Linked DNA regions of Mus musculus: region 1 is linked to region 2. The links are chromatin loops, found by intact Hi-C in ENCODE. Cell type or tissue: gastrocnemius. All regions are shown on one strand. Each heading gives the region's core, and the rest is flanking DNA. Links, peaks and the distances in the headings are about the cores only.

Region 1 (5,386 bases), core at 119-5,118, 430 kb after region 2:
TCCAAATGCTTTAACCCTAGTTCAGCAATGTGTTTAGCATATGCTCCAAGGAGCTACAATCGGAAAGTGAAATATGGCCCTCCCCAGTTTGTGACCATTACTAACGTGGGCACTTATGTCAGTGGCACCTTTGTCTTTACTTACAAGCTTGACATAAATTGTTCAATCGATCAAACGTAAAATGACAAATAGCTGTATGAGATTATGTCTTTATGTGGCGAGGAAGAATGCTGCCGAGGATACTATGGCAGTGGCTCAGAGGGCCATTGCAATTTCAGAGGCAGGAGAGGAAATATACTCTTCCAGGCAAACAGGCAGAGTACATAGCTACATGTGCATGTTCTATAGAGAGCTTTTCTATGTATTTTGAACATGTCTTAAGGATCAACTATATGCAATACACAAAGTTCCTTCAAATCAACACAGAAGCGTTCTTCTTTATGTTACTAGCAATGAGAGAAAAACAATCATTCAAACAATTTAAAATGTTATCAATGCTCTGATACACAGGGCTAAGGAGATGAACCTTGGTCTGGAAGGAAGCTGGTGGCAGTGGATAGTGGAGAGAACTGTGACAGAATGACTGTGGCAAAGCCATTCATTAATAGTATCTGAGTGACTCCCACTAAGGGAATGACGATGATGAAGAAATCGGATGGAGTCTTTGCCATCAAGAGGTACAATGAGCAATGGTTAGACTGAGCTAAAGCGATCAGGGACACAGATGCACCATTAGACACCGAGTCAGCTGATAGGAAGCACTGGAACAAGAACTAGCCACACATACAGGAAAAACAAAACCTGGCCTTATCTGCACTTGCACCGGAGGACAGGAAACAAGTCCTTTGCCAACTGCTTTATAAACTGATATCTGGAACAGTAGAATGAGAAGGAGGCACTGGTCCTGAAACAATATACCTAGACCGAGATAAGGAAGGAATGGCTCTTTCAGAAAGAGGGAAGACAAGCTTGTAAGGGTAGAGCTAGAGAAAAGAAGAGCTGAAGGCAGAAGCAGTCTACACAGGGGCGTACAGGTTACTAATAATACTAAGGTAGCTTTGTGGGAGAGGAAATAGGCAAGGTGCATTAAGAGTAGATAAAGCTACTGAGAGTTGCAACAAAAGCCAATGACAACCTAAAGACAGAGCCTAGAGAGATGGCTCAGCCAAAAAAAAAAACCCCACCTTTCTGCAAGCAGGAGAACCCTAGTACAGACCCCCATCACACACATAATAAAGTGTATGCAATTCCAGTGCTGGGAAGGCAGAGATAGGCAATGGGCTCTAGCCAGACTAGCTTAATTAGCCAGATCTAAGAGCAGTAAGAGACTTTGTCTCAAAAATTAAGGTAGAGAGTGACAAATAAAGATGGTTGACATTAACCTTGGCCTCCATCATTTTCGTGTACACATACATGTAATTGTACCAGCAAATATACACACATGTGCTTATATCAGACAGACAGACAGACAGACAGACACACACACACACACACACACACACACAAGCTTGTGCATGCGCGCGCTGCCTGACTGATTAATGGGTTTAAGAGACAGAGAGTAAAAAGGTCAGCAGTATATACTAAGATAACTGGTACATCTTAATGATATGGGAGGAAGGACATGACTCTGAACAGCCATTGAAAAGAGGCCGTTGTTTGGGAAGAAAGGAGAGGAAGGTGCGAGGTTAAGCATCACAGATTGTGCCTCAGAAGTGCTGCACCTAGGACCCCTCTAGGAGAACTAAGTGGAGATTTGTACCAGGAAGTTAGAGCTGATCAAGGGAGTGCTGAGGTTAGCAAGAGGCTTAAGGCGGCCTCGGAGGGCTCTAGACTGCCAGAGACCAGCTCATGCGGGAGAAAGGGCTTTCAGATCCTCGCCTCTCCTTACTCAGGACCTGTGGGGCTGTTCTCAGTGTATAGCTACAAGAGCTAACAAGAATTCTGCTACAGAACACCTGTCGTCCTCTTCGGGCATCCATAGGTACTACACACATTTAGTCAAGACATAGAAAATCAAGTACAAACACACACACACACACACACACACACACACACACAGACAGAGAGAGAGAGAGAGGAGTTTTAATAAATTATAGTCAAGTTAAAGGACACATAAAATTCTGAAAATAACTAACAATTGATCCATCTGCCAGCCTGGGCAACTTATCTATCTCTCTCTCTCTCTCTCTCTCTCTCTCTCTCTCTCTCTCTATCTATCTATCTATCTTGTGTCTGTCTATCTATCTATCTATCTATCTATCTATCTATCTATCTATCATCTATCTATCTATCTATCTATCTTGTGTGTGGTTGACTCCCAAGTGTGGTTGAAAGCTTAAAACAGAATCAAGGTCCCTAGTAGCATATTAGTATCAAAACCAGTTGCAGTAACATTGCATCTGTTCTGTGTTTACTCACAGCATTCCATCTTAAGGAATATTAAAATAAACATAAGGAGCCAAGGATTATTTATTCTTGTACACTTTTTGTCTAATTGGTTTTCTTTTGCACATGACCTGAACATTAATAACTCCACACTGCTCTCTAGTGGTGAATGAAGAAAACAATCCATCAGAATGGATTTTGCACACCTCAACTAACAAGAAAAGGTATATATCAGCCACCAAATGCAGACACTATTGCATATGCCAGCAAGATTTTGCTGAAAGGACCCTGATACAGCTGTCTCCTGTGAGGCTATGCCAGTGCCTGGCAAATACAGAAGTGGATGCTCACAGTCAGCTATTGGATGGAACACAGGGCCCCCAATGGAGGAGCTAGAGAAAGTAACCAAGGAGCTGAAGGGGTCTGCTACCCTATAGGTGGAACAACAATATGAACTAACCAGTACCCCCAGAGCTTGTGTCTCTAGCTGCATATGTAGCAGAAGATGGCCTAGTCGGCCATCACTGGGAAGAGAGGCCCCTTGGTCTAGCAAACTTTATATGCCTCAGTACAGGGGAACGGCAGGGCCAGGAAGTGGGAGTGGGTGGGTAGGGGAGAAGGGTGGGGGAAGGGTATAGAAGACTTTTGGGATAGCATTTGAAATGTAAATGAAGAAAATATCTAATAAAAATTTTTTTAAAAAAAGAAAAGGCATATATATCATGAACATAGTTTCTTAATTTGCTATGGTTTACTGCAGATAAAGCCATTTAAAATTACTGCTTTCAATTTATTAGTCTAATTTTAAATATTTGTGGAAATAAAAAGGATAAATTAATTGTTCCTTGTTTTAAAGGTAGACCTGTATTATTTCTCAGGCACCTTGAACTATTCCTGCACCCTACCCCAAGTATATTAAGCAGCAAGGCATGGTGACCTGTGCCTTGAATAGTGAACATTTGGAGGCTGAGTTAGGAGAATCGACATGAGTTGGAGTCCAGTGTGGGTGACAAATGAGTGCCAGGTACACCAGGATTAAAACATTAAAGTCTCTGTCTCAAACAAGTAAGCAGGCAAGCAAACAGCTTAAACTATACTAAATGCCCCATATCTTCCCTTCTCCCAGCCCACATCTCTAAGCTTTAAAACTGAAATGAGAGTGAACCTCCGACTTCTTACCAAAAGGATTGGTGGGAGGGGCTTCAATTTGTTTATCTTTAACATTAAATTGTCTTTTAGCTAATAACTTAATTTGAATAGCTAAAATATATCTATCATTGTATACCTTAAACCATTAATAACTTAGAACTTAAAAAGTGTATTGGAGAGATGTTCAGTGTCTCTATTGCTGTGAAGAAACACTCAAAAGTAGCTTGGGGAGGAATGGGCTTACTCGTTCACACTTGCGGGTAATGTCCATCACTGAAGACAGTGGTGGCGAGAACTCAAACAGAAAAGGGACCTGGAGGCAGGAGCTGATGCTGAAGCCACAGAGGAGCGCTTCTAACTAGCTTGCTCCTTACAGCTTGCTCAGCTTGCTTTTTTACTGAACATGGGATCACCAGCCCAAGGGTGTCCCTACCCACAATGGGCTGGACCTTCATATATCAAACAGTAATTAAGGAAATACCTTAGCTTTCCTACAGCTGGATCTTACAGAGACAATTTCTCACTTGCATTTTTCTCCTCTCAGATTATTATATTGTGTCAAGCTGACACAGAAGCCTTGTGAGATGAACAAACCTGAAACAGCTCAGTCATTAAAATGATTTTGGTGAAACTCACTTTTTTTTTCCATAGGGAGGAAATAAAAACCCAACTGAAAAGACAAATTGTTTTCAGGTGTCTGCAGTGGGAGAAGGGTTAAAGTGGGACTATTTATTTAACAACCACCCTCAAGGAATAATGATAAGAATAAGCTTGTAAGATCCTTTATCATGATAGCTAGGCTAATATAAATAAAACTGCAAAGAAATGATAATGCCAATAGCATAGTCTATTGGCGCTATGGAGTTTTGTTTAAACTTTGGTCCAGCAGATAAAGAACCGGATGCTGTCATACACTTTCTGTACCAAGGATGAGACGAAGGAATGGAGGCCAGGCACGTCTGCTCTTAACTCTAGATCTTGCTCTTATGCAGATGCTGAATCTCCAAGTCAGTGAGAATTAGTGCAGATCAGGAAATGAGACAGTTTCGTTTGTTGCTTGCTTGCTTTCTTTTCCCTCCCCCTCCTCCTCTTCCTTCTCCCTCTCCTCCCTCCTCCGCCTCCTCCTCCTCTTCTTTCTCCTCCTCCTCTATGTTCTCTTCCTCCTCCTCCTTCTTCTCCAGGTCAGGTAACCAACTTGATCCAAACTCAGCAGGTACATTGGCAACATGTCTGCAGATATACCTTCTTTGGACTCTGCTTCACAGATGAGTTCAACAGCATATAACTAAGCAATATGCAACCTTTAGTTAGAGTTATACATATAGTTAGACATACTTGTTATCTGCATACTTGGAGAATTTATTTTTAGGGCAAACATCCTTGAGGGTAAAGGTCCCCTTGTATCTTTCATTGAGGACGTTAAACTTATATGAAAAATTTACTGATGAAGAAAATACGAATCTTGGCATCGGTGGGATTTTGTCATTACTGGCTTTTGGGGGGTGTGGTGGGGCATGTGGAGTTGTTTACCTTGTAACAGTCACCTCCAGGAATGACTTCGTGAATATACACCAGCGGTCCTTCATTCCTGTTAATTCCGCCTAGGATCTTCAGACCTAGACCTGTTTCCTTAGTAACTGTAATCACCCGAAAGGCAGGATCCCTAGGATAAAATATATTAGCACTAACAGGTTAGACTAGAGATCTGTATATAGAGTTTTCTATAAGCTATTTATTAAATGAAATTGTCAGACCTAGTTAACCCAACAGTTTAATGTCTACGATCAAGGATACTTGAAGCCTATCATAGAAGTGAAATGACATTTTTATCAGCTTTTTTACTTCTATAAAC
Region 2 (5,386 bases), core at 207-5,206:
TCCAAGTAAAGCTAGGAGGACCCTGAAAAATCTTGTAAACCACGATTCTCTTTGAGCCACATCTGATATCACCTAGAGAGTAAACACATAGTCTGTTCATTCTCTGGGGGTGTTACTTTTTTAAAAGGAAACTCACACACACACACACACACAAAAGATGGTTTAAAGCAGAAATTTCAACCCCTCAGTTGTGGACCGGATGTCTGAAGTCAAGAGGCTGCTTCTTTCTGGAGGTTCAGGGGGAAGCTCTGTCTCCTGTCTCTTCCAGTTTTAGTAATGGCTGGCAATCCTACATGTTCCATGAATTATGCACTCCCATCTCTGCCTCCATCTCTGCATGGCATTTCTGTCTCCCAGTGTCTCTTTGTCCTTCCACTATGCTACTAAGGGTACCAGTGTCAGATTCAGGCAGTCTTATCTAGAAGTACCTCAACTCAGCATACCTTGTTTCCAAATGAGGCGATATTCTGAGGTTCCAGATAGGTGTGAATTTGGGAAGGGGATACCGTTCCACCCAGGGCAGTGAGAGGACTGTGAAATGGTTCAGTGGTAAAATGTAACAGTATTTCTCCAGAGGCTGCCAGAGGGCCACATGGGCATTTACAGGGATAAAGAGCTGGAAGAGCTGGAAGTTGTCTTCAGTGATATCGTTTGAGAATGCAGATTAGTGACATTGTTTGGCACTGCCACTATTGCACTAGTTGCTACTGCAGAGGTCCTTAATCTGTAGGTAGAGTCCCTTTTGAGGGGGGCAAGTGACCCTTGCACAGGGTTCGCCTAAGACCACTGAATAATATGTTTGCCTTATGATTCATCACTAGCAATATTACAGTTATGAAGTAGCAATGAAAATAATGTCACGGCTGGGAGTCACCACAACATGAAGAACTGTATGAAAGGGCCACAGCATCAGGAAGGCTGAGAACCACTGCTCTGCAGAGTGTAACCTTTGATTTTCCACTCAAGTTAGAAACATCAGCACAAAAAGCTCTAGACTAAGAGTCACAGAGTCCTTCCTTGAGAAGGGCGTGGCACGTGGTCCACCCAGCACCCTCCAGGGGATGGCCCCACACCCACAAACATGTGGGCAGCACAAGTTAGACTTACGTGTTATTCTTTTGATGAGGATATGAAGTTAAAAGATATTGATGGGTGGAAGATGGGTCTGGAAGGAACTAGGGACAAGAGGCAATTGAATATCATCCTAAAGGTTCACCCATGAATACAATTCTCAAACAATTCACAAAAACTTAATATGGAGAGTCAGTTTTCTTTAATGATGGGGCACGTGGTGTGTCAGCCACACTCCAGAGCAGGCCCCATGCTCAAGAGTAGTTGTGAAACACAAAGGGACTTGATGAGACAAAGAGGGAGGGGAGGAGGGGAGGAGAGAGAGAGGGAGAGAAAAACACAAAGTTGGTTGGGGCTGATTTGGGAGGAGTTGAGAGAGTGGTAGATGTGATCAAAATACATTTATGAAATTCTCAAAGAATTAATAAAATATTATTTTAAAAATATTCTATATTATGATATAATAAAGAATAACACACACACACACACACACACACACACATATATATATATATATATATATATATATATATATATATATATATAATCTCACCTTATGGTAGAGGATGTAGCTCAGAGGTAGAGTATTTGCCTAGTATGCACAAGGCCGTGGGTTCAAACACCAGCACATCCAAAAAAAGGGAAAAAAAGAAAGGAAAGCAAAGAACTCTTCTAGTCTTCCTTCTGTCATTTACTGTTTGGCCTGAAAACATTACTTTGTTGAACCTAAATGTCCTTGTCTGACTTATGTTTCTATTGTAGTGAAGAGACACCACGACCATGGCAACTCTTATAAAGGACAACATTTAATTGGGACTGTCTTAAAGTTTCAGAGGTTCAGTCCACTATTGTCAAGGCGGAAAACATGGTGGCATGCCAGCAGACATGGTGCTGGAGAAGGAGCTGAGAGTTCTACATTTTGATCTGAAGGCAGCAGGAAATGAACTGGCTGAGACCTCAAAGCTCACCCCCATGGTGACAGACTTCCTCCAGCAAGGCCACACCTATTCCAACAAAGCCACACCTACTCCAACAAGGTCACTCTTCCTAACAGCACCATTTCTTATGGGACAAGCATTCAAACAGGTGAGTCTATGTGGGTCATTCCTATTCAAACCGCCACAATCTTCAACTAAAAAAATAATGAAATCTCCCATAATTTTTGTAGGTTTATGATATTTTTGCCTCTGACATTTTAAAAAATTAACCTTGGACTTTTAGGACATAGGGAACTCTGTACTTAATACCAGGAATAAGTTCCCATCCAACATTTAAAATACAAAAGATTATTTTGGTATTTTAAACATCAGACTCTGGTTACCTTGAAATGCAATAGTGTTGCAACATTGTAGAGTGCATATTTCTCAAGAAATGTTCTTGGTACACAGTCAAAATGGACTCTAGTACAAATATATGTGAATACAAGTGAGAACTGATGGGGTACCTCTCTTATGGGTTATAAATGTCTCCCTCCCGAGTATAGAGTATCTATAGAGATATTTGATCCCTATTTTAGGCAGTAGGGAGAGACAAGGGAAGAGAAAGGAGTGGGGGAGGAGGAAGAGGAGGAAGGAAGAGGAGACAGAGAAGAGAATTGGGAAATAAAGTGCCACCCCTTCTCTAAGCTTCAGTTTTCCTAAATTCAGGGAATAAGTCTCAAATGGTGGGACCGAGGTTCACCCTTCCCCCAAGCTCTGCAACACCGCATGTGTGCCACAGTCACACAAATCAAATGCAAAGCTCCCCAGCATCTGCCAGCATGGTAAGTGTGCAGTTAATGTTCACAGCGAATGAAGGAACTCGTACATCCTGACCACCCTGAGGGGTTGTTTGGAAATGCAGCAGCTTGTTACTAGTATTTACAGTCCCCTTTTCTGCCAGCCACCATCCTTGACCTATTGCCAAGTTGTTTTTCTTTATTCAGTCACCACTAGATGGCACAAAAGGAAAAGGCTTCATACAATGAAAGAAGACAAGCCCAAAGGACAAGGTGACCACAATGTGAAGAAGAAGAAGAAGAAGAAGAAGAAGAAGAAGAAGAAGAAGAAGAAGAAGGAGAAGGAGAAGGAGAAGGAGAAGGAGAAGGAGAAGGAGAAGGAGAAGGAGAAGGAGGAGAAGGAGGAGAAGGAGGAGAAGAAGGAGAAGAAGGAGAAGAAGGAGAAGAAGGAGAAGAAGGAGAAGAAGGAGAAGAAGGAGAAGAAGGAGAAGAAGGAGAAGAAGGAGAAGAAGGAGAAGAAGGAGAAGAAGGAGAAGAAGGAGAAGAAGGAGAAGAAGGAGAAGAAGGAGAAGAAGGAGAAGAAGGAGAAGAAGGAGAAGAAGGAGAAGAAGGAGAAGAAGGAGAAGAAGGAGAAGAAGGAGAAGGAGAAGAAGGAGAAGAAGAAGAAGAAGAAGAAGAAGAAGAAGAAGAAGAAGAAGAAGAAGAAGAAGAAAGAGGAAGAGGAAGAGGAAGGAGAAGAAGGAGAAAGCAGGCATCTTAGTATTGATTAAATAAAAGAGATAGGCTTCATCTTCATTTCACCTTGGACATTACAAGAAGCAGACCTACGAGGGAAAAGCTGGTCAGAAAATGAAGTTTAAGCAGAGACAGAGCAATCACACAACAATAACAACAGGAACAAATGTCTGTGCTGATGGTGCTAAAAACCTGAGGCCAAGAGAGGTAATCAATAATCTTAATCCAAATATTAATAGGACACCAAGAGAAAAGTCGTCACAATTACATTGATGAGTGAAGGGAAGCCAGGCCAGATTTACCATCATGAATCGAGGTTATCACTAAAGGAACCTGGAACCTATAGGGCAACCCCAACTTACAAGAGCAAAGTAGCCACTTTAATTAATATGGACCATAGTACTAGGAGTCTTCATTCACACTCAGTTTTCACACTTATTTATGTATCTGGTTAAAGGTGCCAAAATGTCCCGTATTATTCCATGGTGATGCCAGGGCCTCGGAGGTGCAAGGTAACTACAAAAGTTAAGATACTAGAGTTCAGTGAGAGCAAAGAAGGTGAGGGTGTGGTGTAGACTGCAGCCTTTTAAGCCTGGCCCCAGCCTGTGATTGGCAGACTCAAGACAATTCCACTTACTGGGGTCCTGTGCTCAAGAAGAAATTTCCTGATTGCAAATGGATTTTTCTATAGATCTGCCTTCAAGAGGAAAGCAAGGCATGGTTCTCCCACAGTGAGACACAGGAGCTCAATAGATTGACACTCTATTTATAACACCTGTCTCCTAGGAGCTTGGTAAACAGGAAGTGTTGCCAAGAAAAGGATTTCCTCTTGACCAAATTAATTCTCCAAATCTATCGAGCAGTTGTTGGACTATGTATTGAACACATCCTGGGTTATCTCTTGGCTGATATTCAAGGCCCATTCAAACATTCTGCTTTCTTATTCTTCCGACCGAATACTAACCAGACCCAACCCTGCTTGGCTTCCAAGACTAGAAAGAGACTGGGCACGTTCAAAGCAATATGGCCATAGACTTTGCTTTCATAGTTTATGCTGAAGACTCCGTATACTTACATAGCAAAATTATCCATGAAGAGTCCTATTAATGCAGACTCCAAGATTCAAGTCTCAAAGATCTTCGCCAGGTCAGCCTGGGTATGATACAGGCATTGCACTAATAAGAAGCTCAATGGAGTCCAAGAAGGATGGCCCCATATGTACAACCTATGAGGAACACTCATTCTGAGTCCAGAACCACTAAGCCATAGAATATTTTATTTGGAAAAAGATCTCCTAAAGATTAAGCAGTGGTTCTCACCCTTCCTAATGGTATCACCCCTTAATACAATTCCTCATAATATGGTGACCCCCAACCATAAGATTATTTATGTTGCTACCTCATAAATATAATCTTGCTACTGTTATGAATTACAATGTAAATATCTGATATGCGGGATATCTGATATGGGACCAGAGAACCACTCCTCTAAAGCATTGCTGAATCCTCGGGTTCCTGTGGAAGTTCTTCACAAATGGGTGCTGCAAGAAGTTGCTCACTAGAGCTTAATAATGCTAAATCAAAAATGAAACAAAAAAAAAAAAAAAACCTGCCAACCTCAACCTCTGGATGCATCAGCCTTTAACTAGGCGCATCAAGAGACTGCCATTATCATTAGGGAAATGGCCATTGATGTCCTGTATGACCAAAAATACACATACTAAAACCAAGGAAAGGAAATAAATTGTGGGAAGTTCTTAATTAGCTTTTTATCATAGTATCCAAATGCCTTGCAGAAGCAGCTTCAGGAAGGACTCCTTTCGGGTGGTGGATTGGGAGGGAACAGTGCATCACGGCAAGGAAG

Evidence for each region. A loop is a pair of places that touch in the nucleus more often than their neighbours do. Peaks named below come from ENCODE experiments on the same cell type or tissue, not always from the same donor. Only the 100,000 strongest peaks of a DNase experiment are listed, where the experiment ranks them.
Region 1: it touches region 2 in a loop (14-fold over the local background); 36 of 42 quality-filtered maps call a loop at or near these places.

What each region holds. Positions count from the first base shown.
Region 1 is chr11:90,614,119-90,619,504 of GRCm38, forward strand. It overlaps Stxbp4 (syntaxin binding protein 4), which reads right to left. Exons shown (of 18, transcript NM_011505.2): 4 at 5,065-5,197. Among named protein-coding and RNA genes, the nearest start is that of Stxbp4, 21 kb to the right of the region's middle. In gastrocnemius, for the core only: a CTCF peak has its summit at 2,550 (motif pointing left); no DNase peak of the experiment used is centred there.
Region 2 is chr11:90,180,570-90,185,955 of GRCm38, forward strand. No RefSeq gene overlaps it. Among named protein-coding and RNA genes, the nearest start is that of Gm11494, 40 kb to the left of the region's middle. In gastrocnemius, for the core only: a CTCF peak has its summit at 2,996 (motif pointing right); a DNase peak (open chromatin) is centred at 2,904; H3K27ac peaks cover 279 bases.